Linked DNA regions of Homo sapiens: all the other regions are linked to region 3. Evidence: chromatin loops called from intact Hi-C (ENCODE). Cell type or tissue: heart right ventricle. All regions are shown on one strand.

The links. A loop is a pair of places that touch in the nucleus more often than their neighbours do. Peaks named below come from ENCODE experiments on the same cell type or tissue, not always from the same donor. Only the 100,000 strongest peaks of a DNase experiment are listed, where the experiment ranks them.
Region 1: a loop joins it to region 3, with 30 times the contacts of the local background. A loop is called at or near these places in 50 of 110 quality-filtered maps.
Region 2: a loop joins it to region 3, with 2.6 times the contacts of the local background. A loop is called at or near these places in 25 of 110 quality-filtered maps.
Region 4: a loop joins it to region 3, with 10 times the contacts of the local background. A loop is called at or near these places in 3 of 110 quality-filtered maps.
Region 5: it touches region 3 in a loop (3-fold over the local background); 25 of 110 quality-filtered maps call a loop at or near these places.
Region 6: it touches region 3 in a loop (4-fold over the local background); 23 of 110 quality-filtered maps call a loop at or near these places.

Annotation. Positions count from the first base shown.
Region 1 is chr10:96,764,136-96,768,135 of GRCh38, reverse strand. No RefSeq gene overlaps it. Among named protein-coding and RNA genes, the nearest start is that of PIK3AP1, 46 kb to the right of the region's middle. RefSeq lists a silencer at 2,161-2,250. In heart right ventricle, a CTCF peak has its summit at 2,287 (motif pointing left); a DNase peak (open chromatin) is centred at 2,285.
Region 2 is chr10:96,641,573-96,645,572 of GRCh38, reverse strand. PIK3AP1 (phosphoinositide-3-kinase adaptor protein 1) reads left to right here. Exons shown (of 17, transcript NM_152309.3): 8 at 1-100. Among named protein-coding and RNA genes, the nearest start is that of TM9SF3, 57 kb to the right of the region's middle. RefSeq lists an enhancer at 32-101. In heart right ventricle, a CTCF peak has its summit at 2,414; DNase peaks (open chromatin) are centred at 124 and 2,432; H3K27ac peaks cover 159 bases.
Region 3 is chr10:97,024,287-97,028,286 of GRCh38, reverse strand. All of the region lies in intron 25 of SLIT1 (slit guidance ligand 1), which reads left to right. Among named protein-coding and RNA genes, the nearest start is that of SLIT1-AS1, 76 kb to the left of the region's middle. In heart right ventricle, a CTCF peak has its summit at 2,460; a DNase peak (open chromatin) is centred at 2,468; H3K27ac peaks cover 1,380 bases.
Region 4 is chr10:96,962,895-96,966,894 of GRCh38, reverse strand. All of the region lies in intron 7 of LCOR (ligand dependent nuclear receptor corepressor), which reads right to left. Among named protein-coding and RNA genes, the nearest start is that of LCOR, 130 kb to the right of the region's middle. In heart right ventricle, no CTCF peak of the experiment used is centred here; no DNase peak of the experiment used is centred here.
Region 5 is chr10:96,373,211-96,377,210 of GRCh38, reverse strand. It overlaps TLL2 (tolloid like 2), which reads left to right. Exons shown (of 21, transcript NM_012465.4): 18 at 392-519; 19 at 3,402-3,615. Among named protein-coding and RNA genes, the nearest start is that of OPALIN, 16 kb to the right of the region's middle. In heart right ventricle, CTCF peaks have their summits at 1,512 and 1,725 (motif pointing left); a DNase peak (open chromatin) is centred at 1,710; H3K4me3 peaks cover 683 bases; H3K27ac peaks cover 558 bases.
Region 6 is chr10:96,394,033-96,398,032 of GRCh38, reverse strand. It overlaps TLL2 (tolloid like 2), which reads left to right. Exons shown (of 21, transcript NM_012465.4): 11 at 731-847; 12 at 2,013-2,158; 13 at 2,651-2,846. Among named protein-coding and RNA genes, the nearest start is that of OPALIN, 37 kb to the right of the region's middle. RefSeq lists an enhancer at 391-919. In heart right ventricle, a CTCF peak has its summit at 1,910 (motif pointing left); a DNase peak (open chromatin) is centred at 1,902; H3K27ac peaks cover 1,204 bases; H3K27me3 peaks cover 856 bases.

The DNA.
Region 1 (4,000 bases), 260 kb after region 3:
ACAAGCTCAGGGCTCCGAAGGATTCTACATTATGGTGAGTTGTATAATGATTTCATTATGTATTAGAATGTAATCATAACAGAAATAAAGTGCACAGTAAATGTAAGGCCCTTGAATCATCCCAAAAATATCTTCCCCTCCCATACCTGTCCATGGAAAAATTGTCTTCCACAAAACCAGTCCCTGGTGCCAAAAAGATTGAGGACTGCTGCATTAAACAATAACTCCTGATTCTCTTCCCCCAACCCCAGTCCTTAGTAACCATTGTTGCACTTCCTGTCTCTGTGAATTTTATTACTCTAGTTACCTCATATAAGTGGAATCATGCAATGTTTGTCCTTTTGCATCTGGCTTACTTCACCTAGCGTATCTCATCCATGGTTCATCCATGTTGTAGCATGTGTCAGAATGTCCTTCCTTTTAAAGGCTGACTCATATTACATTGTATGTATATCACGCATTTTGTTTATCCATTCATCAGTTGATGAACATTTGAGTATGTATATCACACTGTATATATATCTGTATGTATATCACACATTTTGTTTGTTCATCCATCAGTTGATGAACATTTCAGTTGTTTTCACCTTTCGGCTATTGTGAATAATACTGCTATGAACATGGGTGTATAAATATCTGTTCAAATCTTTGCTCTTAATTCTTTAGTATGTATATCCAGAAGTAGAATTGCTGGATCATGTGGTAATTTTGTTTAAATTTTTGAGGAACCACTATAGTGTTTTTTTGTTTTGTTTTGTTTTGTTTTGTTTTGTTTTTTGAGATAGAGTCTTGCTCTGTCGCCCAGACTGGAGTGCAGTGGCCTGATCTCTGCTTACTGCAAGCTCTGCCTCGCGGGTTCACACCATTCTCCTGCCTCAGCCTCCCAAGTAGCTGGGACTACAGGCACCCACCACCAAGCCTGCTAATTTTTTGTATTTTTTAGTACAGACGGGGTTTCACCATGTTTGCCAGGATGGCGTCAATCTCCTGACCTCGTGATCCGCCCGCCTCGGCCTCCCAAAGTGCTGGGATTACAGGTGTGAGCCACCACGCCCGGCCTTTTTTTTTTTTTTTTTTTTTTTTTGAGACGGGAGTCTCGCTCTGTCCGCCAGGCTGGAGTGCAGTGGCGCCATCTCGGCTCACTGCAAGCTCCGCCTTCCAGGTTCACGCCATTCTCCTGCCTCAGCCTCCCGAGTAGCTGGGACTACAGGCGCCGGCCACCACGCCCGGCTAATTTTTTGTATTTTTAGCAGAGACAGGGTTTCACTGTGTTAGCCAGGATGGTCTCAATCTTCTGACCTCGTGATCCGCCTTTCTCGGCCTCTGAAAGTGCTGCGATTATAGGCGTGAGCCACGGCGCCCGGCCTTTGGCCTCATAATTCTTTATTTCCTTCCTAGGTCTCTTATTACTTTTAATATTTACCCAACCTTTTTGAGTCATCCATAATGAATGTATAGTTCATTTGATTTGATTTGATTTATTTTTTTGAGATGGAGTCTCGCTCTGTCACCCAGACTGGAGTTCAGTGGTGTGATCTTGTCCCACTGCAGCCTCCACCTCCTGGGTTCTAGTGATTCTCCTGCCTTAGCCTCCCAGGTAGCTGGGAGTACAAGCACGTGCCACCACACTTGGCTAATTTTTGTATTTCTAGTAGAGACGGAGTTTCACCATGTTGACCAGGCTGGTCTCAAACTCCTGACTTCAGGGGATCTGCCCGCCTCGGACTCCCAAAGTGCTAGGATTGCAGGAGTGAGCCACTGCGTCTGGCCATGAATGTATAGTTCAAATACCTAGTCCACTGACCTTGCCTTTTAAAACAGTTGTGTCTGGGCTCAGTGGCTCAGGCCTGTAATCTCAGCACTTTGGGAGGCCAAAGCAGGAGGATTGCTTGAGTACAGGAGTTCGAGACCAGCCTGGGCAACATAGTGAGACCCTGTTTCTTCGAAAAATAAAAAAAATTAGCCAGGCGTGGTGATGCCTGCCTGTAATCTTAGTCCTTTGGGAGGCTGAGGCAGGAGGATCACCTGGGCCTGGAAGGTTGAGGCTGCAGTGAGCTATGACTGTGCCACTGCACTCCAGCCTGGGCAACAGAGAGATCCTGTTTCAAAAAAAAAATTAGTCCTCAATTCATTAGGAGTGTGGTTTACATGAATCGCCAGTAAAAGGAACATAGGGCTTGAATAGGCACTTATCTTTACCTGTATCTCACTGCCAGGGTGAAATCTAAAGCATTTATCACTAGTCCGGCTGAGGCACCTTCAGAACAGATGTTGGTGTAGGGTTGGAGCCCCCTGCTGGCAGCCTCCTGCTGTGCGTGACATTACTCCTTTGGGGGAGTCTCAAACGGGGACCCAGGAAGTTACAGGGAAGGGATGATAAAGGCCACTTGGAAGAACTGGGCAGTGACTGTTGATTAACAGTACGTAAAAGTAAGTAAAGGTGTTTCCATTTTAATGCAGCACATGCTGTCTTATTCCCCTGGGAAGACAAGCCTGGTACAAGGAACTGTGTGTGTAGTTTACTGTGGACAGTGGTGATACCAGGGAGCAGGGGTGGAGACTAAGGAAACTGACCAGGGAAGAAGGAAAACCAAGCCAGTCACATTGGTGACTGCAGTGGGCACGGGGGCTTCCATCCCAACAGCAACTTCTGAGGAGTTGTATACAGATAGTGCCTCAAACTGACCACCCAATGGATGAAAGGCAGAAGTTGTAAGTGTTCCCCCATGAACTCCCATCTAGCATTGACAGAGGGTCATCTTGAAGGTTGTAACGCCCTTGCGCTTGTAGGTTTCACATCAGCGAGTGCCGGGGTGCTCCCGCAGGCACGTCGCACCACAGCATCGGAGAACCTTGCGGGGTCAGGGGAAGATGTACAGCGCATGCTTGAGGTGAGGCAGGGCCACAGGAGGTGAGTTGAAGCCTGCATAGAATTGTGTCCTCAAATAATAGCAGGAATCGAGGTGTGGCCAAGAGGATCCAAGGCAGTGCGTGGAGCACCCAACACTTAGGCATTCCTCAAGAACCTTGTGTTCGGCAAAATCAAGCAGTAAGAGTAATAGGGCTTATGGGGAAAATAGGGTTAGAGGCAGATCACTCGTAATCTGTGGAAATCTGTAACCAGAATGCTAATAAAAATAGTGGTTTGCACATAAGGAGATAACTTGGACTGCCCAGACTGCCTCAGTGTGGCTGGAGACTGTCACAGTAGATATTTAAAATGTTCAATGTGATAGAGTGGGAACATGCTGGCAACACTTTAATTAGAGCTGGTCTGGCAAGTGTTGAAAGAGTGCAGATGGTGGTGGGCTCTGAGTGCTAGTCAGGTGGATCCAGGAAGCAGTGCAACCTGGCTGAGAGCTGGGGAAAAGGGCCCTGGGTGTGTGTGCTCATTGCCATTTTCCTAAAATACAGCTGAAAGGGCTCATGCAATTAGTGTAGCAGCTGAGCTGAGCGCTTCTTCCTTCCCTGATGATGGCTATAATTTTACTTCTGCAGTGAGCTGATTCCCATAACAGAAATGTGCATTCTAGCAGAACAAATGTCTTTCTGGGTCTCACTGTATGGTGAGACTGTGGTGCATACTGATTAAGTATTGGCCCATTTCACTGCTCCCGTGGGCTTGGCTTGCTCCATGCTGATACCGCACTTCCTCATTTCAGCCCTCAGACTCTGAGCCATTGCCCACCAGGTTTCCAGATGCAGTACCCTCTGTAGCTCCTCACCTGCCATTTCGAATCCTGTTTATTGACAGGTGTTAATGTGGACAGCCTATTTATTAATGAACTTCTCCGGCTTAATTTATAAGCCTTTCTCCTCCCATGAGAATGTTCCCCATTTCCCTCATAACTGCCCCCATGAGAATCCCTGATGAGTGAGCTCTGGTGCTTGGACTCCATCTCCCTCTCTTGCTTCAGATGTACCCATTATACATCAAAATGAGCTGCATAGGAGGCCAGCTGCCTCCTGTAATCCCAGTGGCTCACACCTGTAATCCCAG
Region 2 (4,000 bases), 380 kb after region 3:
TCCACAGACCTGCTTATGAAATGCTCGCTCAACCCCGGCTGTGACGAGGATCTCTATGAGTCCATGGCTGCCTTTGTCCCAGCTGCCACTGAAGACCTCTGTAAGTAGCACAACCCAGTTCTGCTTCCACCTTTCTGCTGAGAAACAGCTTTTTTCATTCCGGATGAAGATGGCGCGGGGCAGTCCCTATGTACCCTCACTTCACCCCAGAGAGATGAAGGTCCTGTTTTACACAAAGCTAGGGCTGGAGTCATGTGCTGTGACAAGCAGAATTCTTCTCCAAACTTCCTCTGTTATGACTGCTGGGAGAGTTTAAGCAAATATCTGGAAGTCAGAATTGATGAACTCATTGCCTCGTGATCTGAGAGGCCAAATCAGTGGCTCTCAGCCCTCAGTCTCCAGGGGTCCTTTTTATAACAAACATTTTCCTACTCTGACATGAGGTTTATGTATTATATAACCTACCTACATATAAAATTCTCAGAAATCAAATATACTGCCCTAATTGAAATAGGAAAGAGAAATTAAAGAAGAGGACATACTCAAACATGCCTGCACCAGAAGTCATGACAAAAGAGTCAGATGCAGACACACTCAGAATCACGGTCAACGGCTTCAAACATTGACTGACACGTTTGCAGTCTTGGTGGCTCAAATGATGGGAATAATGTTGGCATTGGCACCTGGATTTTCCTAGATGGTGAACAACTCTTTATGATTTCCTTTCCATTTTCATAGAAATTGAATTTCTAAAAAATTAAGTGTTTGCAAAAATAAGATGTGTTTATATGTGAAACAGTTTAGGTTCTAGGCTCAGAAAATAATAAGCAGATTTTTTGGGGGGCGAGGGGTAATTTGATTTTATTGCATTAATATATAGTAAGCTTATTTTCAAAATATCATTCTTCAGGATCATGATTTTTCTTATAAACTGTCTAACAAACTTTGCCCACTTTTTATTATCTTGTTTTTTCCAATGCAAAAGTAATGCCTTTTGACAAAAGTGAATGAGCAGTAGAAGTTCCCCTCCAACACCTAAACTCAAAACAAAATAGGAATCTTTAACTGAGTTGAGAGAAGTTCTGTGACTTGTGACTCCCAGCCAATATGGCATTGGTAATAATTAGTAATAAAATGAGGTATATTTGTCTATATTTTTGCTTATATCTGCTGACATTAAATTTAAAAATACAGACATACTTGTACATATACACAGATATGTAGAAATATACACATAGGTATAAATATGTATCATACGTACTTTTTAAAACTTATGTGTATGTCTAGGGAAATATTTGAAAGTCACGAGGGACATGAAACATCTCTTCATTGGGCAGGGCTGTCCCACACATAGCAGGATGTCTAGGGTCCTTCCCCCTTTTCCTAAATGCCATCTCCTTGGTGACCACCCAAAATACCCTCATAGATTTTCCAAACGCCCCCAGGGGGCAGTGCCACCACCCTTGAGAACCGCTGATCTGGGTAACAGTGGATCTGATCTCCACGCACGTACTGGAGTTGAAGCAGGAGACCCACACAGCAGGCCCTCTAAGAGGCTTATTCATGTGTTACCATCATTCGCTACCAAATGCTAAGCATGCGGAGGCACCACCGGAGACTTAGCCCTCCTTCCCTCTGGTTTTCATTAATAGATTCAAGGAAGAGAAGTATCAACCAAGGTATCAGCATTATGGATGGGGGAATTTCTGGAATGGGCTATATTGAGTGTTACAAGCCTTCAGCCTGAAAAGAAGACAGTAGGGCCCTGGGCCCACAGGGAGGCGGGCCTGACTTTCCCATCCATGAACTCATGGAAGAGCAGGCACCAACAGGATGCCTTGGAGAGAAGGCATAGGTTGGTCAGAGGGCCAGAGGCAGTCTCTGATGCCAGCAGGCCTTTGACACTGACCCCAGAACCTGCAAGATGTGGTCCAGAGGTTGTTAGGTGTTTGCCATTCAGATTGGGTGCTCCTTTAGGGGAAAGAGCAATAAAAGCTCCTCTCCGTCACCTAACTGGGAGGCTTAGAAGTGCTGGTGGAAGCTCTTCCAGAATGAGCTGTGCCTTGGCATGGATGTGGGGAGAGAAAGCACCATCGCTACCATCCACACCCTTGATTTCGGACCTGAAGTCCGAAAGCTACCCCACTAAGATGCTTTTCTTACCTGCACTTTACAAATGGGGAAACAGAGGCACAGAGGGGCTGAACATTCCCAAAGTGTCACAGCCAATCAGTGATAGAGCCCAGATTTGAATCCAGATTTCTCTGTCATTAGGACCATATTCTGCAGAAATTGTTATCCAACACCATGCATTTTAGTCGTGGTTCCTTTTGGAAAAACCATCTAGCCTCTATAGCCTTTCTTCCCCTATCTGCAGCTCCAGATATTGGATAACAAAGCAGCCTCTGGCGCCCCCTAGCCTTGCCCATCATCCTATCCATATACCTAATAAGCATGTCTGGAGCATCTAGTACATTTCGGTTACTGATGTCTTCTGGGTGTTGGAGATACAGGCGGGGAAGTGGGTAGGACCCAGTCCTTTCCATTGTGGAATAGGGACTCACTCACAAAAGAACACTTGGAGAACCACCAGTACCCACTTGAATCTGGAGACTGCATCATCCTTTCTGCCCTGTGTCTTTGCTATGAAACTACTGGACAATTAAAGAATGCCCTACTTTATTGGCAGTTTAGTGTTGACAGAGCCTTACACTTGCTGTCCCCCTGGATGTTCTAACACATGCCATGCTCCCACCACAGCACTGGAAACCTGCAGGGAATGCCACAGGTGTCTCTTCCATTATTCCTGGTCTGCTGGGCCCCTCACAGCAGGATCAGTGAGGTTTACCAGGGCTTCCCAAGGCAGCAGTGTGCTCTGGAGCTAGCCTGGTTTGTAGCCAACTGGCAACTTGTGAAGTCACCCGGGCCAGGGGGCTTCTGGATGCCGTGTAGCTGGAAGGAGGCTACCAGCGGGGAGGCAGCCTGTCAAATTTGGCTACTTTTTGCATGGGAAAAGGAAACCCACCACATTTTTCTTTCTTTTCTTTTTCTTTTCTTTTCCTTCCTTTTTTTCTTTCTTTCTACCTTTCTTTCTTTCTTTCTTTCTCTTTTTTTCTTTCTTTCTTTCTGTTTTTTTTTTTTTTTTTTGAGACAACATCTGGCTCTATTGCTCAGGCTGGAGTGCAGTGGCACAATCTCAGCTCCCTGTAACCACTGCCTCCCCAGCTCAAGCCATCCTCCTACCTAAGCCTCCCGAGTTACTGGGACTACAGGTGTGAACCACCATGCCCAGTTAATTTTTTGTATTTTTCATATAGATGGGATTTTGTGATGTTACCCAGGCTGGTCTTGAACTTGTGAGCTCAAGCAATCCGTCTGCTTTGGCCTCCCAAAGTGCCGGGATTACAGGCGTGAGGCACCATGCCCGGCCCACATTTTTCATTTCCCCAGTTATGTGAACTCTGAATTTTCTAACTCTAGACATGGTTTGGTTTGTGTTTCTGTCTCTGTGGCGTCAAGTTTAACCTTGAGAATGATCGCTTACCTCCTGGCTCAGAAGCAGCAGCAACTTGGACCTGGGGAGGAATAATTTATTTTACTAACAGTGGCTCTGTAGGTGACAAGGCAGCTTAATTCATAAAGAAGTAGGATAAAGGACAAACTGCTAAATCTAAAATGCGTATTTGCAGCACCGCCCAGCAGAATAATAACTTGGAACATCTGGCAGCCCTTTAAAAGTCCATGGACTGCCTGTATCCCCGTGATCTCATCTGACCATCCCAGGGTTTAGTGAATAGGATGATCTCCATTTCACAGGAAAGAAAACTAAGGCTCCAAGATTTAGTAACTTACTTAAGTCCCATCAAGGGAGGACTGGATCAGGAATCTGTGTCTTCGAATTCCCAGGAGGCAAATCTGTCTGCTGTCCCACTGGAATGTAGGGCTCTCCTGGCCTGCCCTTCTAGGGTCTGCATTTGTCAGCCCTGAGAGGGACACTTAC
Region 3 (4,000 bases):
GGGGTGGGAGGAGGCAGGAGTGAGCCCTGCTGGAGGTGGTGCCTCTGGACATAGGCCAGGTTGGGACAGTGTTGTTTATTGTTCCTACTGACTTGAATTCACAGGGGCTTGTTTCCATCTGTGTTGGGTAATTTTTGGTTGCATGCTCATTTTTGCTGACATGTCTTTAGGAACTCTGAAGAGCTAAGTTGGAGATGCTCCTCTCCAGAGTGCATTTGTGCTTGTCTCTGCTGGGCACCAAGGGCTGCTGCTACCCTGGGACCACATAGCTTTTGTTGCATACACCTGGGCATAGCCGAGTGTCCACTTTCACTGTCCACCTTAGCCTTTTCAGCATCTAGTCTACATTTTACACCTTTGCATTTCCGCCCCCCCTTAATGTATCTCTTGTACTCGGGGTTCAACTGTGCAGATGTGCAGTTGGCTACCTTTTCTCCTTCCTCATGAGAACCAAATAACACCTGAGTACATCTTGTCTCCAGCTCAAAATCTAGAGGTTTTGTTTTTCAAATGAGAGGTGAACAAACAACATATGTTTTAAGCAAACCAAAAAAACCAAAGCTGCAAAAACAAATGTTGAGCCTATACCCATCTATAAATTAAGACTTTCTTTAGGAGAACAGTGATATCAGGCCAGAAGCCAGATCTAGTTTATAAGAAATAAACCAATAAGTAAAGATCAGGTTAGCAGTACTTGTAGAAAGTGGCATCAGTTTTACTGATTAGATGTGTTTATTAATTGCACCTAAGCTTAATTTCTCTACGAAACAGCATCTGTGTGAAAGAAACCTTCAGTTGTTATCAAGAAAGCTTGTGGATAAACTCTGCCCTTTATACCCAGGGTTTAAGATGGAAACAGGCAGCAGCCTGGAAGATGTGTGTGTACTTATATTCATGTGTTTGCACATATGCACATGCAGTATTGATGGGATATATGTCATGTACACACATACAGTGGTTGTCGCCTCTGTGCTTAAGACCTGCAACTCTTCCAGAAAGAATATTGAGCACTTATAAGGAATTGAAGAACGGTAAAAGGATGACATAGACCCACTACATTCACTCCGGGCTTCGTGAAAGCTGTATGCAATTTGAAGGGAGGCCCTCGCACACGGCTCTATGACAAGTGACAATCGAGGGTTAGCCAGGAGTTACCATCCAGTGTTCCTGGTTCCTGAAGGTGCTGATGTTACTGAGAAGCCCTGCTCCTGATCTGACTCTGGCCAGGGCCTCTCCTGTCCACTCGCAGTGTGGAGGAGGGGTGTGTGGAAGAGGGGAAGTCTTCCTATTTAAAACCCTTGAACTCTAGACTAATCAGGACTTGGGGCTTTAGGTTCTTGTTCTGCCATCAACTTGCAATGGGCTTTCAGACAATTTATTCTTCTCTTGAGGCCTATTTTCTTACCTACACGAAGATGATTTCTAAGGTCTCACATGGTTCACACATGCTGTAATGATTGTGAGCACTCTTTACTGTGCTGGACTTCAATACCCTGCACAATCCTCTGCTGCTATTTACTTTGCAGTTAACTCATCTTCCATTCAGCCAGCCAGCCATCAGCAAATATCTACTATGCACCAGGTCCCAGGCTAGGGTTCCCCAATGTCTGTCTTCATTGCTATACTCTGGCATTTTGTTGCCTCTCATTTGCTGTAGGCTGGAAAGCTAGATGTCCAAATGCATTAAGAATTTGGCATGAAAGGAAATATGGAAGGATTAAGTAAATTATGGCATGCCCATATGACAGAATAGCAAGTACTTAATAATGATGATAAAGACAACACATTTATTTATTTATTTATTTATTTATTTATTTATTTAGAGACGGAGTTTCGCTCTTATCGCCCAGGCTGGAGTGCAGTGGTGAGATCTCGGCTCACTGCAACCTCCGCCTCCCGGGTTCAACCAATTCTCCTGCCTCAGCCTCCTGAGTAGCTGGGATTATAGGCACCTGCCACTATGCCTGGCTAAGTTTTGTATTTTTAGTAGAGATGGGGTTTCGCCATGTTGGCCAGGCTGGTCTCAAACTCCTGACCTCAGGTGATCCACCCGCCTCAGCCTCCCAAAGTGTTGAGATTACAGGCATAAGCCACCGTGCCCGGCCAACACTATACCTTATTATTTGATGAAAACCTAGAATAAAGTAGACTGTACACTCTGATGTACAAACATATACACAGGAAATGGAAGGGAATACACTAAAATCAAATCAGTTGCATTTATGGGATGATAGGTGGTTCTTTTCTTTTTGAATTTCCTTTGCACTAAGATGTTGTGCTTTTCTCATGCTTTTAGACAGGCATTCATTCATTCACCAGACATTGACTGGTGCCTGCTAGTGCCTGACACAGCTGGGGATTTAGTGGTTTCTGCCCTCAAATGCAGCAGGAGACAGTGATGCGCACAGATAGATCGCCTAGGAGTGGGATGGATGATTCTGTGACTTGTAAGACAGCCAGGGGGCGCTATTTCAGTCCAGGTTACGCAAATAGGAGCTGGGTAGGGCCTTGGCATGAACAGATCAAATAGCTACTGTTTCAACTATTTCCATATTATGCCAGAGATCAACAACACAGGGTTATTTTTACTTTGGCTGGGGTATAAACCTGAATCCACAGTCCTTTTGGATTGGCGTGGCCTGGCTGCGGTGTCTGCCTCCCCAACCCCTGACCACCAAATACATCTCAGTCGGGCCTTGGCTCTGCACTCCCCACTGAGTTCACAGGAGTTTTCGTCAGGAGAAATAGTCCCCAGATGAATGCAAACTACAAGTACTACCGAAGAGAGGGCAAGGCAGTCCTCAGCCCCGAAAATCCAGCCTTTGGATAAATGAAAGCTTGTAATGTTGAATTCAGGTGTGGCTCAGAGTCTATTCAGTATAGAAACAAGGAAAAGCAAGTGTGGGCCAATCCAGAATTTATATTTTTGAATAGCTTTAGACGTGACTTTGTACCCATATTTTTTGTTGTTGTCGTTTTTTGTTTTTTTGTTTTTGTTTTTTGAGACGGCTGGTGTGGCATGAGCCACAAGTTGCCCAGGCTGGAGTTCAGTGGTCCGATCTCAGCTCACTGCAACCTCTGCCTCCTGGGTTCAAGCGATGCTCCTGCCTCAGCCTCCTGAGTGGAGTAGCTGGGATTACAGGCGCCTGTCACCATGCCCAACTAATTTTTGTATTTTTAATAGAGACAAGGTTTCACCATGTTGGCCAGGCTGGTCTTGAACTCCTGACCTCAGGTGATCTGCCTGCCTCAGCCTCCCAAAGTGCTGGGACTACAGGCGTGAGCCATCGCTCCTGGCCTGCACCCATATTTTTTTTATGATGGAGAGAGGGGAAGGAGCACTTACATCTCAGGTGTCACTTTGCTGACATTTATGGAGGGACCGTAAGCCACGCCGTGGGCCCTCTCTTTCACAGGGCCTCAGATTTCATCTTTTTGGCATTTTTCTCTAAATGAGCTACAGGACTGAAATAAAGCATTCCCAATCATCTTTCAACTTGTGGCTCATTGCCAGGCCACACTCCTTATCATGTGCTATAAAAAATACTTAGAAATACATTGTGTATTTATCTTTCGAATAACATACTTATGTGACATCACACTTTTTGTTAGTATAAAAATACTAATCTGGTGAGTGTAAACATTTTAAATATACCACCATTTAAAAATTCCTGTTATCTTAAAAAGTCTTTGTTTTTCTAAACACACTGGAACTTCAGAAAAAAATCACCCATCCCGTTAGCCAGGATGGATGCTGTCAGCAAATAAGGAAAGAAAAAAATGAAACACATGCCGAGGTCGAACCTGCTCTCTTTTCTGAGCTGTGTTGTTCCCTCAGCACCTCTTTTAGGTCATGCGTGCTTGTCTGTCTTCTCCCTCTAGGTTGCAGGCTCTTTATTGAAACATGAAGTGACCCCCAGATATATTAAGGGAGCCACTCAAGGTCGCCCAGGCACGGGGCAGCTGCATGGGGGCCGGAGTCCAGGTCTTGTTCAGCCTG
Region 4 (4,000 bases), 61 kb after region 3:
GCATGGCAGCATGTGCCTGCAGTTCCAGCTACTCAGGAGGCTGAGGTGGGAGGATCACGTAAGCCCAGCAGGTCGAGGCTGCAGTGAACCGTGATCATGCCACTGCACTCCAACCTGGGAGATAAGAATGAGATCCTGTCAAACAACGGAAGTTCAACATTCTGTTAAGAATCTGATAAATAAAATTCTGTGTTAAAATGCTTACCTTTTAGAAGCAAATAAAGTGAAATATAACAAGAACTCTTATCTACTATATTACTTAACACTTTCTATTAAAAAAATTATTCACTCATTTCAGCTACAAAACCTAATACCACATGTCCCGAGCATATGCTGTTATATTTGAATAGTGTTTGTTAAGAGTCCTGGCCGGGCGCGGTGGCTCACGCCTGTAATCCTAGCACTTTGGGAGGCCGAGACGGGCGGATCACGAGGTCAGGAGATCGATACCATCTTGGCTAACACGGTGAAACCCCGTTTCTACTAAAAATACAAAAAATTAGCCGGGCGTGTTGGCGGGCGCCTGTAGTCCCAGCTACTTGGGAGGCTGAGGCAGGAGAATGGCATGAACCTGGGAGGCGGAGTTTGCAGTGAGCCGAGATCGCGCCACTGCACTCCAACCTGGGAGACACAGCGAGACTCCGTCTCAAAAAAAAAAAAAAAAAAAAAAAAAAGAGTCCTTTGGGGGGAAAAATCCCCAACTCAGGATATGGCAAAAAAAAAAAAAAAAAGTTTCCATTTTCTCCATTTTACTTCTCTTATGCAATCTCCCTAATTTCCACACCTGTTAAGACATAGGGCCCCCTGAATTAGTTTCCAAAATATCAGCAGAATCAGAGAAAATTCCAGTTTAAAAGAAAAAGTCCTTTCTTTAAATAGGGCCTTTATAACAACTGAAGAGCTGAATATCAATTTGAAGATAGGATCACTAAAATAAAGCAAATTCATTTATGAGATGCTAAACTGTAATCTTATTACTGACCTGGCTCCCAGTTTATAATGAGTAACGGCAGGAAATGACCATAAACAAGTTAGTTATGGCTTTGGAACTTACAGCAAAATAATAATTAGCTTTCTTAAAAAATCTTGATTAAGTATGTGGCATAATTAAGGGGAACAAATAAAGCCAACAGAACAAGTCTGTAGTACTAATATAAATTCCTATTTTATAAACATCAGACCAAAGGCAGAAACAGCTAGATAGCCCGTCTTTTTTTTTTTTTTTTTTTTTTTGAGACAGAGTCTCGCTCTGTCGCCCAGGCTGGAGTGCAGTGGCGCGATCTCAGCTCACTGCAAGCTCTGCCTCCTGGGTTCACGCCATTCTCCTGCCTCAGCCTCCCGAGTAGCTGGGACTACAGGCGCCCGCCACCACGCCCGGCTAATTTTTTGTATTTTTAGTAGAGACGGGGTTTCACTGTGTTAGCCAGGATGGTCTTGATCTCCTGACCTCGTGATCCGCTCGCCTCGGCCTCCCAAAGTGCTGGGATTACAGGCGTGAGCCATCGTGCCCGGCCGACAAAAACTATTAAAAGATAAACTAGACCAATTAACAATAGCATCATCTTTAAATATAAAACACCACTAGCAGTCTGGCGCAGTGGCTCACACCTGTAATCCCAGCACTTTGGGAGGCTGAGGCAGGTGTATCACGAGGTCAGGCGATCAAGACCATCCTGGCTAACATTGTGAAACTCCCTCTCTACTAAAAATGCAAAAAAATTAGCCAGGCGTGGTGGCGGGCGACTGTAGTCCCAGCTACTCGGGAGGTTGAGGCAGGAGAATGGTGTGAACCCAGGAAGCAGAGCTTGCAGTGAGCCGAGATCGTGCCACTGCATTCCAGCCTGGGAGACAGAGCGAGACTCCATCTCAAAAAAAAAAAATTTTTTTTAAATGTTGAGCAACATATACTCTGTTCTTTATGTGTTCTGGTAAAAGGAATTATCAGCGAACTGCCAAGAATGAGAACTACCATCATAACCTTAACTGACTGACAATGTTGCTTTTATACTTATGCCTCAAGACAAAAGCAAACAAAAAATAGTCACTATTATTTTCTGACAAGGAATCCCGGCATTAAGTTTTATACTCTTAAGAAAATTATAAAAAACTAAGTCAAGACAGAAGACGGTATTATGAAAACATTACTGTATCTTGTTTAGCTGAATACATTTTTTAAAATGAATAATCCAATGAAGAAAACTGAGGTAATCTGAGCGCCGAGGTATCAAATTAGTAAAGACACTGAGTTTACAACGCAATATTGCACCTGAATATGAAAGCAGAATCTCACAGCAGCAACTTTATCTAAAAGATTGCATCTAGAAAGAATTTATCATTAAAAAAATCACTTTGTACCATGTGTATTTACAGTTGGAGTACAATCCAACTTTTACCCATTTTTTGAATTTTTCAAAAAGCATTAAAATCTTAGGAAGTAGAAACCAAGCTTTAAAAACAGTTTTTCACAACAAAATTTATTAGAAGAATAGTGGTTTTGAAAACTCTAGCATCCAGTGAGAACTACCATACACAACATTACAGCTGGGAATGTTTCTCCAAAATGTCATGGTCAAATAATACAATGGAACCATTAAATCTTACACATGCACGAAAGAACAAGCGCTTTTGACATACAATGCAAAAAAAAAAAAAAGGGGGGGGACCACATGGATTAAAATTTTAAGTACTCATCACATACATTAAGACACAGTTTTAGTCCAGTCAAAAATCAGAACTGCATTAAAAAATTTAATGTAGTGCAATCAAACCAAAAAACTTAATTTGTGATCATAAGTGCTCTACTACATAAACATTGATCATAGCAAGGAACAAAAAGTTCAAATCACACAGTACAAAAAAATCTGTAAATAAATATAAACTACAGTACAAGAGAAATATTAAATTATACAATTCCATCAAACTGTAAACAGTATATTGAAATGAGGTCCATAAGAGTAAAGGGGGTTCCTGTTTTGTTGTATGACACTTGAACTTCTAGAAATCTGAAAGATACCATTTTCCATATCTCCAAAGGCTATGGGTTTTATATGTGGAGAGAATTTATTTTAGATGTAAGATATCAAATATTAAAGCAGAGAAATAATCTATTTTGTTAACCACAGATAGTACTGCAGAAAACAAAAGCAATTTTAAAGAGGCAAGTCTTAACATTAAAGATGCAAAGGACTAAAACACTGGAATTAGAACTTCGCATCAGAAAAAACTTGTCACTGAGAACTTCAAGGCTACAAAATACACGGACAAAACTGTCTGCTGATATGCAGACCTAGACCTCTGCTAATTTTTTTGACATTTTACATACTCATGTTACAACACCAACTTTGGCAGAATCACTACTGATAAACTCAAAGCACTCCTGGCCCAATGGTTCCATCACAGTGGCCAGTGCACAAAATTCTCTAAAGACATTGCATAAACTAGAATGTAGAGGTCAGACACCCAAGGACCAGTGCTTGAATTTAGTAGTAGTTATCGTGAAGAAGCAAGAGCCACATCAAGAAGGAACTGCATCTGTTAACAGCTTACAGAGCAGTTAGGAATGTCTTTTGTTTTAGTTGTGCTGGCTATTAGTGGCATTTAAAAATATATAGTTTAACTGTGCATGTTTGTGTGTGTGTGTGTAGTGTGCTGGCTATACATTTATGCGCTTTTTTTAAAAAATACACTGTTAACAGGAACCCCCATATTATCTGCTCAGTAGTAATAACTGAATATATAGAATGCCACTATAAGAGTGTGAGGCACCATGTGCTGGAGAGTTATATGCAGCTTTAAAATCTGTTTGGCTGAGTTATACCTGGATACCTGAACTGAGTTTTTTAAGTTGACATTCATCAGATGTGCTACCAGCACGTTGAAATAAAAGCAAAACAGAAAAATACAAGTCACTGTTAGGTTTAAGAATAGCATCAAAGTACCTGAATTGAGTGAGAAGAGTGTGTAAACTGTCCCTGAGGGTTTTTAAACAGTGTGTACAAGC
Region 5 (4,000 bases), 650 kb after region 3:
GAGTGGCACCCTTTTACAAATAAGGACACCGAAGCTTACATAAGAGCCCCAAGTCCCACAGATTGTAGGTGGCAGAACCAGGACATGGGCCGAGGCCCACCTGACCCCACTGCCAGTGCTTTTAACATATTTGCAAGGATAACTGCAATGTGGATAGGAATAGAAAGATAGCCTGGCCCCCGAGCCACAGTCAGGAAGGCAGAAAAGCCAGTGCAAGTAAACCAGCACATCCCTGAGCCAGGAGATACCTGATTCAGGATACCCCACCCCCATATTTGATAAAGACCCTGAGACAATTAGGAGAGAGGGGAGGAGACCCCCCTAGAATCCTTCTTGTGCTGCCCACAGTGAATGACTTCTCTCTTTGTATGTGTCCCCCTGCCACCCCCAGCTGGCTGTGCACACAAGATCAGCAGTGTGGAGGGGACCCTGGCGAGCCCCAACTGGCCTGACAAATACCCCAGCCGGAGGGAGTGTACCTGGAACATCTCTTCGACTGCAGGCCACAGAGTGAAACTCGTGAGTCATTTTTGTAGTTTATTGAGAATGTGGACTTGAGTATCAGGCAGATGTGCGTTTGAGTCTCTGCTCTGCCACTTCCCAGCTCTGTAACTTGGAAGTTACTCAACATTTCCAGGTCTCAGTTTCATTATCTGGAAAACATGGATACTAATGAAGCCTACTTCATCGGGCTGTTGTGCAGATTAAAAGAGACAACGCACAAAAGCTCTATAGGTCACACCTGGGCACAGTGGGACCCGCAGGAGGCGGCATCCACCACCCACATCTGCAGTGCTGTTTGAGATTCACTTGTTTCCAGTTTTAATTTTTTACAAGACAATACAGTCTCATGATTAAAAATGAGATGAATCAGTACAGGAGGTTGGAAATAGAAATCAAAAGACCCCAGAGCCCCCATTTCCACTCTAGAAATGACCACTCTAAACACATTCTTATGGATCCTTCTAGAAATTTTCTGTGCACAATCATGACTGTCAGTGCACAGGGAAATATATATGTTTTTGTTACTCAAATTCCTCTAATAAAATCCCATTCGTATTTTTTCTACAACTTACTTTTTTTTCCCATTAGTAATAGGAGACTAAGTTCTTTATGCAAATTCCCTCTTGAATTAAAAATTTTCCCCAAGCCTTTATTTGAAGTCTTTTTCACGTATATGATGTGTGGTTTGCACAGTTATTTCAAAGGAGAGTTGAATCTCCTAGGAGTCTCATTTCTCAACCCCCAGGGACTCCCACACTTTGGAGAATAAAGAACCCCTTTTGCCAGCTGGAGAATGTATTGTACTTCAGGCAGATGGACATTTTTTAAATGGGTTTTTCTGACTGTAGAGGTAAGTAGGATTGACCCTATGAACTGTGGACGATAACTCAGGGAGAATGGAAGAGAACAGAGAGGGAAAAGTCCATGATCAATGGACTATGGCGCAGGGACTTGCAGGTTGTTTATTGGTGAGAGCCATGAGTGAGGAGCAGAAGAGGCGAATGGGCCCCCAGGGCGTCGAGGGGTGAAGACAGGGCCTCTGACCACAGGGTGCTCCCAGCGGGCAGTTCACATGCTGGGCTGCCCGTGGGGAAACTGCTGCTCTGCTAAGAGCTGGTATCCCGGGTCAGCCTTGAATCTGGGTGAGGATGAACTGAAGAGAGCCTTAGGGAAAGGCACTGCTTCTCCAAGACCGCCATCTGCTGGGAAATGTTCGCAATGGCAACATAGAGCCCCGAGGACCTCGGGGGAGGCGCCTTCTGGCGTTGGGAGCGCGCAAACGCACAACGGGAAGCGTTTGCCCGAGGCTCACAGACTCACGTGGTAGTTTCCAAAAGGCGTTCCCTTGGGAAACGGATGGTGGCTATATTGATTGCGCGCTTTTCGCTACCATAGAATGTGAGTTGAATACTTCTCAAGGAAGCTGGTGGTGTTCACTGCATGTGGGTGGCGACAGGGCGCCCCATGGACCTCCTGGGAGCTCCCTGCCTGCTGAGCCTAAGGCTCCCTTCCACTGCATGGCCGTCCCGGTGCCACTGCTCCCCTGTCCCGTGTCTCTACCCACCACCTTGGCCCAGTGCTCCCTATGTCACTGGCGGGAGAGCTTTGCCCAAGTACGTTAGTGTGTGGGAGTCATTCTTCTGAAAGCCTGCATTGCCGTGCTGGTCCCTTCCCCCTCCCAACCTCCATCTCTGCGCTGCCAGGCCAGCCCCGCTCTTTTGAATTGACACCCCCCCCCCCCCCCCGCAACTAATGTCCTGTCTCCCTGCTCTGTCATTTGGTCCAAGTCTTCATCTAACACCGTCCCCGCTCACCTTATCCCATCTCCCTTGACGCTGGGGCTCCCATCAGTCGGCCACCTACCCAGCATCTGAGAAGCCTGCATTCAGGGCTGAAAAGCCTGGAATGGTGCGGCGCCCCTGGCGAGCGTTAGGGGACAGTCCTTAGGGGGAACAGGGAGAGGTGAGGCAGCATAACCTGATGACTGATAGCAGTGGGGGTTGGAGAAGGCTAGCTGGGGTCAAGTTCAGCTTCATCTGTCTCCAGCTGTGTGAGCTGGGGCAGGCCAGCCAGCTTCTCTAAAACTCATTTTCCCCATCTGCATGTTGGAAATAATAACAGCTCTTCCTTCACAGCATCACCAGAAGTAAGAGAGAAAATGCGCATAAATGCTTGGCATGGAATAAACACTCGGCGAGAGTCAGCCACCATGAGGGTGCTGCCTGGAGCAGCGTGCACCTCATACAACCTCACCAGCGTCATTTGTACTAAAGGGTCGTGCAGCAGAGTGCACAGGTCAACAGCAGGGTCTCTGATGCCAGAGCACCAGATCATGGCCCAACTCTCAGTATGTGACCTTGGGCAAGTCATCTGACAGCGATGAGCCTCATTTTCCTCACCTGTAAAGCGGGGATTAGACACATCACAGGGGTGTAAAGATTAAATGAGGCGATACTTGTAAAGCATTTAAAACAGCTGCCGACAGAGTGGGCACTCAGCCCTTGCTGGCTCTTAGCCCTAAGTGAGAGAGAAGCTGTGTGATGGGATGGAAGGAAGACAGATTTGGGCTGTGTAAAGCCTGGCTCTGTCGCTTAATAGCTGTCAAAATGTCAAGCATTTAATCTCTGAACCCCTGCTCTCTCATCTGCAGTGTGGTCATTGTAGCAATAGCTCATGTAACTACTTCATAGGGCCACTTGCTGGACCAAAAGCAAGGCGGAGGTTGAGACCCTCTCTACAGATGTCCTCAAGCATCATCACGGCCACACACCCCCTGCACAGCCAGCTGGACGTCTCCCTGCACTGCCTCGCCCCTTCCTGTCCCAGAACTGGAAAGGAGGCCCCCACCCCAGCTGAACGCCAGGCCCTTGCCTTACTTTCTGCTCTTCTGTCCCCAGACCTTTAATGAGTTTGAGATCGAGCAGCACCAGGAATGTGCCTATGACCACCTGGAAATGTATGACGGGCCGGACAGCCTGGCCCCCATTCTGGGCCGTTTCTGCGGCAGCAAGAAACCAGACCCCACGGTGGCTTCCGGCAGCAGTATGTTTCTCAGGTTTTATTCGGATGCCTCAGTGCAGAGGAAAGGCTTCCAGGCAGTGCACAGCACAGGTACCTGGGGTGGGACACTGGCTTCCACCTGATGAGCACTTGGACAGGAGACAGAGAAATGGTGAAGGCACGACAAGGACTGCCTTTTATTCTGACTGGGGGAGGGCGAGGGGAGGAAGGTGCGTGATAAAATGTCCTATTAAAATGAAGCATCAAGCTGGGCGTGGTGGCTCATGCCTGTAATCCCAGCACTTTGGGAGGCCGAGGCAGGCGGATCATCTGAGGTCAGGAGTTCGAGACCAGCCTGGGCAACATGGTGAAACCCCGTCTCTACTAAAAATACAAAATTAGCTGGGCATGGTGGTTGGTGCCTGTAATTCCAGCTACTCAGGAGGCTGAGGCAGGAGAATTGCTTGAACCTGGAGGCAGAGATTGCAGTGAGCCA
Region 6 (4,000 bases), 630 kb after region 3:
AGGGGAATCCAGGGTCTTGCTGCCACTCTGGACTCTGCCCAAGGACTGAGGACACAGTTTTCTGCTTCTCTTAGATTCTTAAACCTACCTGGGATCTCTTTCTCAAGGTGAGATGGGGAATGGGTCCTTTTAGGGGCTCCCTGCTGCTCTCCCGCTAGTCCTGTCACTCCTCCATCCTAGGAACCCTCCTACGGCTACCAGGATGGGGAAAATATGGTGCATCCTTCCAAATCTTTGCTATTGCAACTAGGCTTGTGAAATGTAAACGCCAAGATGGTTTTATTTCTTTGCTGTGTTTTCCCTGGCATCCCTTCCCAAGTCAAGGAAAGCAGATGTCTAATGCCCCCAAAAGGGAAGGGTATACATGCAACAGGAAACACCAGGAAAGGAAATCTGCTCTATTCTCTCACCATTCTTCCCCTGCCTCACCTTCAGAGCCTCAGCAACACCCCTCGGCAGGGGAGAGGCTGCCTGGGCTCTTCTCTGGATACTTTGATGGGAATTTGGAATTCTCCTGAAGTCAGCCTGAAAAAGAATTAAGTCACACATTATTGTGTGACTCTTCCAATCCCATCTTTTGATCCTGTGTGTGCTACAGGATAAGTTGTCCCAGCCAGGGTTATTGCTCACTTCAAACCACGTGTGAAGAACCTCAGCTTCCTCCTAGCCTGAAGCCAGTGCCTTCTTGCTGTCCCCAGGGCTCCTAACTGCTTCTTTTTCCACTTTCCAGGCAGGTTTTGTGGCGATAAGATCCCGGAGCCCCTCGTCTCCACGGACAGCCGGCTCTGGGTGGAGTTCCGCAGCAGCAGCAACATCTTGGGCAAGGGCTTCTTTGCAGCGTACGAAGGTTTGTGCGAGGTGAAAGCAGCTGCTCGGTGGCCCCTCATAAGCTCTGTCCTTCCCAGGCAGCCCACTGTCCCTCTCCCAGCCCAGACACTCCAGGCCAGAGCCACAGGGGTGGGGGCAGCCACCACAGGGGGCAAGCTGAGGATTCCACAGCCCCTCCTGCAACATTCTGGAAGCAGAGGCCAGCTGTGCCCACTTCAGAAGTAGTGCCATCCTTCTGACGCCATCCCACTCAACCCTCATTCCAGGCCAGCTGAGGAGTCGGCTTCCCCCATACAGGACGGTATTGGGGGGATCTAGAACCCTGTGGAAATGATAGCAGCCTCTGAATTGCTGTGTGAGCCTAAGCAAAGAATCTGACCTCTCTAGGCCTCTGTTTGTTTCCTTTGTGAAAAGAAGACTTTGGGCAACATCAAGGAATTTCCAACTGCGTTTCTTAGAAGGGCCTCTGAGGCTACCCTGGTGGCTGAGTAGAGGGAACCAATAGGTCTGGGCTCTAGGCAGCTGCCACCAGGTGATGGTGCTTCTATTTCTTCTATGTCTTGAGCTTCTCTGGCTCATTCCCCACCCCACCGTACCCTCTACCAAAAAAAAAAAAAAAAAAAGAAAGGGGAAAACTACCAGAAAATTACCAAGGGTCCTTTGGCCTTACATTACCAAGGGTCCTTCGGCCTTAAATTATTACAATTTTAGAGAGGCCAAAGTTTTGTCTTTGTAAAATAAGTAATGTGCATGTGTGCGCATGTGTGCACGTGTGCGCGCACGGGTCCTTTCCTACCAGCGGTCCTGTACTCTCTACCTTGAATCACCTGGGGAACTTCACGGCTACGCAGCGCTCCCCAACACCCACTGGAATCAGAACCTCTGGGGAGTGTGGCCCCAGCTTCCACAGTTTGCAAACTCCCTCAGGCGATTTTGATGCACAGCGAAGTTAGAGAACCACTGCTTTATGTGGTTTTTTCTTTATATGAAAAAAATTCAGAGTTAAAGACAAATGCAATCGTGCCTTTCTGGAGGCGCGGTGTTTGTGGGCTGGAGATGAAAATGTTGGTGAGCGGAGCCACCTAGTGGTGGCAAGCGCTGTTCCCCCCGCCTCCCCAACCTTCCTTCCTAAGTAAGATCTGACCAGGGCCCCCGTCTTCCTCTCCTGATGTCTCTTTCTAAAGCTACCTGCGGGGGAGACATGAACAAAGATGCCGGTCAGATTCAATCTCCCAACTATCCGGATGACTACAGACCTTCCAAGGAATGTGTCTGGAGGATTACGGTTTCAGAGGGGTTTCACGTGGGACTTACCTTCCAAGCTTTTGAGGTGAGTGCTGCTCAGACCGGCTTCCCAAGGAAACGGCAACTTTTGCTAGACATCCTCCACTCTGTAAAGATGGGTTTTCATTTTTGGCTAAAAACAGGAACCTAAGAGGCTATTCTCAAGCCCATAGTGAATTGTGCCCGGACATCTGACATCAACATCTATGCAGGCTTTGAAATGGGGTTTGACACCTTTCTGAGGGCAGTAAGAGAGGTTGAGAATAATAATCAAAGTGAAAATTCAGGATGGGATCCAGGGAAGTTTGGTAGAATTGTTCTTCTCTATTTATCCTCTTAGACTCTTCTCAGTTTGATTCACCCTTGACTTCTGCAAGTAAGGAGTGAACTAGGAAGCAGCATGGAGAGACCTGGGACACACTTGGGTCCTTTGGCCTCTTGGTTAGATTTTGAGAGTGATATTTGGGTTCTCTTCTTAAATCAAAAACCTTAAAGCAGAACCATCTGCCATCCACCTTGCCTCTGTTTCTTCCTTTAGATTGAAAGGCACGACAGCTGTGCATATGACTACCTGGAAGTCCGGGATGGCCCCACGGAAGAGAGTGCCCTGATCGGCCACTTTTGTGGCTATGAGAAGCCGGAGGATGTGAAATCGAGCTCCAACAGACTGTGGATGAAGTTTGTGTCCGATGGCTCTATCAATAAAGCGGGCTTTGCAGCCAATTTTTTCAAGGGTATGAATTAGCAGTTTGTTTCCACTTTTAGGCACAAGAAGAAATATTGCTCCCCCTGGCCTAAGACACACAAAACCATATGGAAGCTTACCACCAAACAAGGCTCCCTGCAGAGAAAAGGCAGCGATGCATTTCAGAGCTGGGTGTGAGCCCCCAGCAGAGTTCCCAACTGATCAGGAGCAGGCTCAGCCTTGGCTTCCACACGATAGAAAGTTCTGTACTTGGAAATTAGATCTAATAAGTTTACAAGGGCAAACTACACGGTAGTGAAACTGAGCATGGAATAACAGCAAATATTTGGATAGCAGCTATCATTAATTGATCACCTACTGTGTACCAAGAACTGTGTAAGGTACTTGACTTACATAATGTCATTTAATTCCCCAAATAACCCTGTGAGTTAGATTTGGATCAGGGCTGGGCAGGGCTTCTCAGGATCATGCAGGTAGTTAAGTGGCAGATCGGGGATCTAATTCAGTCGGCCTAATTCCTAAGCTCAAACTCTTTCTACAACATTGCTACTATTCCTTGATGTGGGCCAGAGAGGCAACCCAGGTGTTCAGCTCCTGGAACATCAGTGCCCCTAGACTACATGCTTACCCCCACATGATCGGGGTTGGGAGGAGAATAAGGGGTGGCACTCTGGGAACAAATTTCCGTGTTGCCCTGGGGACCTGCTGCTCTGTAGGGTCCTGATGGAACCAGGCCCAGAATGGCATGGGCAGACCGAGCTTTCCTGGCCCCAGAAGAGCCAGCTTCCAACCCTCCTTTGAACGGGCAGGTCCTCCTTCTCTGCTGTCAGGCCCCTGAAAGCCCTGAAGACCACACCCTAAGAGGGAAGCATGGCTGCTCCCCACTGCATTGGGCCTGGGCGCCCAGGAGCACAGCAGCAGCCCTTGAGTAGAGACATTCAGTCCTCTGCTGCTGTGGCCCCTTAATCAGTGACCCCACTTCCCCAGCCCCCCTACAACTTGTGCTTGCCCAGAGCCTGCTTTCTCCTCTTCCCTCCTCTCCTAGGACTCCTGGCTGAGCCAGCACAGAAATCCCAGTCCCTCCCTTGCTTCCATTCTCCTCTTCTGCCCCATCTTAGACCTTCTCCCAGGTTCTACGTGAACAGCCTGGGTGTCAAAAGAACCCACTTCTGCACTGTCACC